2 separate regions of the Homo sapiens genome follow, and region 2 is linked to region 1. A link is an interaction called in ENCODE POLR2A ChIA-PET data of the cell type or tissue named here. Cell type or tissue: Caco-2. All regions are shown on one strand. Each heading gives the region's core, and the rest is flanking DNA. Links, peaks and the distances in the headings are about the cores only.

Region 1 (3,627 bases), core at 410-2,909:
TCCTGTTCCTTGGCTATAAATTCTCATTTTGTCTTGTCATATTTGGAGTTGAACCCAGTCTCTCTCCCCTACTGCAAAATCTCATTGCAGTGGTTCCTATACCTGTCACCATAGTCCTGAATAAAGTCTGCCTTGGCCTGGCCTGGTGGCTTATACCTGTAATCCTGGCACTTTGGGAGGCCAAGGCAGTTGGTTTGCTTGAGTCCAGGAGTTCAAGACTAGCCAGGGTGACATGGTGAAACTCCATGTCTACAAAAAATACAAAAATTAGCCAAGGACGGTGGCTCACGCCTGTAGTCCCAGCTAGTTGAGAGGCTGAGGTGGGAGGATCGCCTGTGCCTGGGAGGTTGAGGCTGCAGTGAGCCAAGATCATGCCAGTGCCCTCCAGCCTGGGCAACAGAGAGAGACACTGTCTTGAAAAAAAAAAAAAAAAAGAAGGAGAAGGAGAAGGAGAAGCAGAAGCAGAAGTAGTAGAAGAAGAAAATACAAGAAACTTCTAATTCCTAGACAATCCTGTGATGCACATTCAGTCAGTTTGGGTTACGTTTTGGGAAAATGTATGACTTCCTCAAATTCTCCAGCTGATTCTGATGCAGCCAGTTTTAAGAACCACTTCTGGAGGCAAGAGAACCATCAAAAGAGTTTGAAGTAGGGTAGTGAATTGATCAAAGTTGGGTTTTAGAAAAATCAGCCTGGTAGGGTAATATACAGAATGGATCACAGGGAAGGGGTGGGGAGATGACTTAAGACACTATTGCAGTAACCCAGGAAATGAGGAAGCTTCCAGCAGAGGTAGTGGCAGTGTTAATGGACTGTAAAGGAATGCTTTTAAGAGTTGTGAAGAGGGGCTATTTGTGGGAGGAAGAGAGGGAAGGTGGGGACAAGTGAAACAGCAGACTTCCCATCTAGGCCAGGCCCCTTTAAAGACCCTTCCCAGAAGCCTTATCGTATTTGCACTTACACTTCATTGGCTATTCCCTGCTGCAGGGAAGAATGGAAAGTGTATTCTTTTTTTAATTGTTCAACTGTTCTAATTTTTTTTTTGCTTTTAAAAAATTGATACATAGTTGTCATGCACGTTTGTAAACAGCTGTAATCCCAGAACTTTGGGTGTCTGACGGGGGCGGATTACTGGAGTCCAGGAGTTTGAGACCAGCCTAGGCAACGTGGTGAAACCCCATCTCCACAAAAAAATAACAAAAATTAGTCGGGCGCGGTTGTGTGTGCTTGTAATCCCGGCTACTTGGGAGGCTGAGGCCGAAGAATCGCTTGAGCCCTGGAGGTCAAGGCTGCAGTGAGCAGTGATCATGCCACTGCACTCCAGCCTGGGTGACAGAGACCATCTGAAAAAAAAAATACATAATAGTTGTACTTATTTATGGGGTGCGTGTGATATTTTCATACATGTATACAATGTGTAATGATCAAATAAGGGTATTTAGGGCATCCATCACCTCAAATATTTATCATTTGTGTTAGGAACATTTCAAATCTTCCCTTCTAACTATTTTGAAATATACAATAAATTATTGTTAACTATAGTTACCCTACTGTGTGTGCTTCAAACTGTTATAAATAAAGTTTCAATGCCACAAAAGAAATAGCACTTGAATATAAAATTTTCTTTTTAATTCTCAGCAAGGCAAGATACTTCTATAGAAGGGTGCACCCTTACAGATGGAGCAATGGTGAGCGCACACCTGGACAAGGGAGGGAAAGGGGTTCTTATCTCTGACGTACGTGGCCCCTGCTGCTGTGTCGTTCCCCTATTGGCTAGGGTTAGACAGCACAGGCTAAACTAATTCCGATTGGCTAATTTAAAGAGCGTGACGGGGTGAGTGGTTTGGAGGGAAAAAATGGTTATGCAGGGTGGAGAATGAGTCAGGGCGGAGCAGGTAGCAGGTAATCGGAATGAGTCAGGGTGGGGCAGGTGATTGAAAGGAGTCAGGGTGGAGCAGGTAATCTAAAAGGGTTGCTTTATGAGGAAGTTAAGTTTAAAAGAAGAAGGCAAAGAATTGAACATACTGACATATTGATTCTTTGAAAAGAAATATAGAATTCATATCTAACAAAACACTAGAACTTGTAAACCAAAGAGTATGCGTGACAAGTCTCAATTTAGAAAGTTTATTTAGCCAAGGTTAAGGATGCACCCGCGACACAGCCTCAGGAGGTTCTGACAACATGTGCCCAAAGTGGTCGGTGCACAGACTGGTTTTATACATTTTGGGCAGACAAGAGACATCAGTCAATATATGTAAGATGTGCATTGGTTAAATCCGGAAAGGCAGGACAACTTGAAGTGGGGGAGGGAGCTTCCAGGTCATAAGGAGATAAAAGACAAATGGTTGCATTCTTTTTTTTTTTTTTTTTTTTTGAGATAGAGTCTCACTCTGTCACCAGGCTAGAGTGCAGTGGCGCAATCTCAGCTCACTGCAACCTCCACCACCCAGGTTCAAGCGATTCTCCTGCCTCAGTCTCCCATGTAGTTGGGATTACAGGCGCACGCCACCACGCCCAGCTAATTTTGTGTATTTTAGTAGAGACGAGGTTTCACAGTGTTGGCCAGCATGGTCTCGATCTCCTGACCTCACGTGATCTGCCCGCCTCGGCCTCCCAAAATTCTGGGATTACAGACGTAAACCACCACGCCCAGCCCGTTGCATTCTTTTGAGTTTCTGATTAGCCTTGCACTGACTACGCAATTCACAGGAATACTCACTTACCCCTTAGTCTGGCTTAGTGAAGCAGTAGGGCAAGGGAAGCAATCAGATATGCATTTGTCTCACATGAACAGAATGCTTATTTAGGGAGAATGGAAGGCAGGTTTGCCCTGTGCAGTTCTCAGTTTCACTTTTCTCTTTGGCTTAGTGATTTTGGGTTCCCGAGATTTATTTTCCTTTTACTAACTTATTCCTTCTTTTTTTTTGTTCTTTGATTTTTGTTTTTTGAGACGGAGTCTCACTCTGTCGCCCAGGCTGCAGTGCAGTGGCACCATCTCGGCTCATTGCAACCTCCGCCTCCCGAGTTCAAGCGATTCTCCTGCCTCAGCCTCCAGGGTAGCTGGGACTACAGGTGCACGCCACCGCATCTGGCTAGTTTTTTATATTTTTAGTAGAGACGTGGTTTTGCCATGTTGGTCAGGCTCGTCTCAAACTCCTCAACTCAGGTGATCCATCTGCCTCTGCCTCCCAAAGTGTTGGGAATACAAACGTGAGCCGCCGCACCCGGCCCAACTTATTCCTTCTATCTAACTGTAGGTTTGCACCCATTACCCAACCTCTCTCTTCATCCCTCCCCTGCTCCCACCCTTCTCAGGCTCTGGTAACTATCATTCTCCTCTCCACCTCAATGAGATCAACTTTTTTTTCTTTTTTTCTTTTGAGACGGAGTCTCGCTCTGTCGCCCAGGCTGGAGTGCAGTGGCTCGATCTTGGCTCACTGCAAGCTCCACCTCCCGGGTTCATGCCATTCTCCTGCCTCAGCCTCCCAAGTAGCTGGGACTATAGGCGCCTGCCACCACGCCTGGCTAATTTTTTCTATTTTTAGTAGAGACGGGGTTTTACCGTGCTAGCCAGGATGGTCTCGATCTCCTGACCTTGTGATCCGTCCGCCTCAGCCTCCCAAA
Region 2 (3,627 bases), core at 676-3,175, 100 kb after region 1:
GCAGGAGTGTCACCTGGTACCTGTTAGAAATGCACATTTCAAGCCCCACCCTAGACCTACTGAATTAGAAACCCTGTGAGTAGGGCCCAGCAGTCTGTTTTAATAAGCTTTCTAGGGGATTCTGATGCACACTAAAGTTTGAGAACCACTGACTGAATAAAAAAAATTAGCCAGGTGCTGTGACATGCACTGTAGTACCAGCTACTCAGGAGGTTGAGGAAGGAGGATTGCTTGAGCCCAGGAGGTTGAGGCTGCAGTGAGCCGTGATCACACCACTGCACTCCAGCCTGAGCAACAGAGAGATACCCTGTTTCAAAAAAAAAGAACGTTGAAATCCTGTGTTTAACTTAAGTTTAATTTTTTTGTGTGTCTAGACCTCTGATTACTGATCCTCTTTTCCTTCACGAGTTTCACTTTCCAGTAAACTCGCTGCACTCCTAATTTCTGCTTCTTCCTCCTAAAGAATGCTATCTGCTTGATGACCTCTTTGCTAGGGGAAATGGGACATTTTTAATGTGTGGCATGAATTGAATGGTGATTACTTAAATTATCACCCATGGTGGCTTCAAATGGGATGCAATTGTAGGACAAATCTTTGCAAAATGAAATGGCTAGAGCACTTAGTCCCTATGGTGACAATGGTGATTGCTAACTTGGCTAAGGCTGTTTCTGATGACCATAAAGAATTTACATCGAAAAGAGGACAAACTGAAAGCCTTGAATGCACACCTCATACCACAATGGAAAATCAAAGAGCCACAATGCCAGCATTAAAGTAGTCTTAATTCTCCTGGAGCTGCAGGACAGATAAGCCTGAAGATCATGCTCAGGGACTGATTATAATTTTTTTTTAACTTTTTTGAGACGGACTTTCGCTTTTGGTGCCCAAGCTGGAGGGCAATGGCATGACAAGCGATTCTCTTTCCTCAGCCTCCCGAGTAGCTGAGATTACAGGTGTGTTCCACCATGCCTGGCTAATTTTTCGTATTTTTTTTTTTTTTTAGTAGAAACAGGGTTTCACTATGTTAGCCAGGCTGGTCTTGAACTCCTGACCTCTGGTGATCCGCCCGCCTCGGCCTCCCAAAGTGCTGGGATTACAGGCGTGAGCCACCACACCCGGCCAGGACTGATTATAAATGTTGCAGATGTGTGGCATCAATTAAAGGTAAAGACTTGCCAGGACTCTTAGGCTAAGTTAAAGGCACTCCTGGGGAAGGAATAGGACCCTAACACATTGGATGGAATTATTTGGGCATAAACAGATGAGGCTGAGAAAAATTTAACCCCCAACTCCCCTTCCTTGCCAGTAGAAGCAGCCCTATATTCCTTGTCTAAGGGTACCAGGCTTCCCCTGTGTAAAAACCTTTTATGGCCAGGCATGGTGGCTCACGCCTGTAATCCCAGCACTTTGGGAGGCTGAGGTGGGTGGATCTCCTGAGGTCAGGAGTTCGAGACCAGCTTGGCCAACATGGTGAAACCCTGTCTCTAGTAAAAATACAAAAATTAGCCAGGCAAGGTGGTGGATGCCTGTAATCCCAGCTACTTGGGAGGCTGAAGTAGGAGAGTTGCTTAAACCCAGGAGGTGGAGGTTGCAGTGAGCGAAGATCATGCCACTGCATTCCAGCCTGGGTGACAGAAAAAAAAATAAACAAAAACAAAAAGATCTTAGTGTAGCCCAGATGCTCAAATGCCCAAGGGGAAGGGAATGTTAAAGTGGGATTATTATATGCCACCTGCTCAGTGCCTACTTCCAACTATATTCTCAGAAGAACTGGGTGGTGGGGTGACCCACTGTCTTGATTCACCTAGGACTTACAGGTTTCCTAGGTTATGACGTTTTCAGTTTAAAAGCAGTACAGTCCCAGGAAAATTGGGACAACTTGGTCACCCTACTGGGAGGGCACTCTCTTCAATAAGGCATCAAGAAATACATTGGTGAGATGAGCATTAGTATTATTGAAAAGCTCCATAGAATATCCTTTGTAGGCCGGGGATAATGGTGGGAGATGCTTCAGTGGGAACAATAGGGTCCAAAAGGGTACAGTGCCTGTGATGGTACTTAACTTTGAGAACTAAGGTGGGTGCAAGTAACATAATAAAGTGCAGGGATAGGATGGCAATAGAGTGTTTTTGCCTCCATCTGTTGCAGTGGTTGATTATTTATGGAATTCCCTTGGAATAAAATAGGTGTGACTTTCAGAAGCAGAAAAATTCTAGGTCTGATACGCAGAAACTTTGCAGACTCCTCAACTCCTACTCTGTTCCCAGATCTACTAAGCCAGTTCACAGATCTGGAGCCCATTGATTAAGAGGGAGGCTGGATCTCTCTGAGAAAGGACTCAGCTGTGATGCTATCACAGATATATATTGCAAATCTTCTAAATCTCCCTCAGACTGGGACCTGTGCCCATTTACCAGAGGACCATGACCAAGAAAAAGAAAATACCCAGAACTATTTGAAAATTATTAGATCCTGTTTCTGAATTGATGCTAATTCTTTTTTTTTTTTTTTTTTTTTTTTTGAGACGGAGTCTCGCTCTGTCACCCAGGCTGGAGTGCAGTGGTGCGATCTCGGCTCACTGCAAGCTCCGCCTCCCGGGTTCACGCCATTCTCCTGCCTCAGCCTCCTGAGTAGCTGGGACTACAGGCGTCCGCCACCATGCCCGGCTAATTTTTTGTATTTTTAGTAGAGACGGGGTTTCACTGAGTTAGCCAGGATGGTCTCGATCTCCTGACCTCGTGATCTGCCCTCCTCGGCCTCCCAAAGTGCTGGGATTACAGGCGTGAGCCACCACGCCTGGCCAATGCTAATTCTTATAGACATAGTTTGCCACTGTCGTCCATCACCAGAGAGGGGATTTATTGAGTCAGGTGCTAAATAAAGTCTTGGTCTGAGTCCATTCAGTGGGAACTTGCACCCGTCTTTGCAGAATCACCACACATTGTTTTTCTGACCCACATATCCACAGAGGGAAAGCTCTTATTATAGGGAAGTAGCAAATAGCAACCCTTTTAACTGTACATCCTCCTCTCACCCCTACCACTAAAGCAATACCAAATCCCTGAGACAATGGGAGAGATTGGAACCAAAACCAAGGACTTGAAAAATGGAAATGTGAAGATTCCAACTGCTTACCCATTTAACTGGCCCATTTGGCCTATGGAAAATGCCATATAGGTTTTGGAAAATGATTGTGAGCTACTGTTAGTCAGATAATGATGCCAGTCATGGCTGTGGTTCCCATTTACTGGAGCAAATGAACGTCGCCTCTGGCACCTAATTCCCTAGCAAATGTTATCAGCAAAGATAATCAGGAACAGTTTATCCTCATTCTCTTACCTCAGGGCTATCTTAAACTATGTTGTTTTCTGTCATAATCTATTCCAAAAGGAACTGCTGTCTTTTCATCCCACAGACATAATGCTGGTCCATTACATTGATGACATAATGATAATGATCACTATGAGCAGCAACAATCAAGCACCCTAATTGACTTGTGGTCACAGGCTAGGAGACAAATCCTGCGAAAGTTCTGATGTCTGCTAAATGGATGACATTTCTAGGGGTCCAGTGGTCTGGAGCATGTCAGGATACCTCCTCTAAAATAAAAGACAAATTGTTTTTCC

What was found. ChIA-PET counts read pairs that join two places held together with the same protein. Peaks named below come from ENCODE experiments on the same cell type or tissue, not always from the same donor. Only the 100,000 strongest peaks of a DNase experiment are listed, where the experiment ranks them.
Region 2: POLR2A ChIA-PET joins it to region 1 with 7 read pairs; 5 of 35 experiments call an interaction of 5 or more read pairs at or near these places.

The regions. Positions count from the first base shown.
Region 1 is chrX:123,848,354-123,851,980 of GRCh38, reverse strand. No RefSeq gene overlaps it. Among named protein-coding and RNA genes, the nearest start is that of XIAP, 9.9 kb to the left of the region's middle. In Caco-2, for the core only: no CTCF peak of the experiment used is centred there; a DNase peak (open chromatin) is centred at 1,830.
Region 2 is chrX:123,745,423-123,749,049 of GRCh38, reverse strand. No RefSeq gene overlaps it. Among named protein-coding and RNA genes, the nearest start is that of THOC2, 14 kb to the right of the region's middle. In Caco-2, for the core only: no CTCF peak of the experiment used is centred there; no DNase peak of the experiment used is centred there.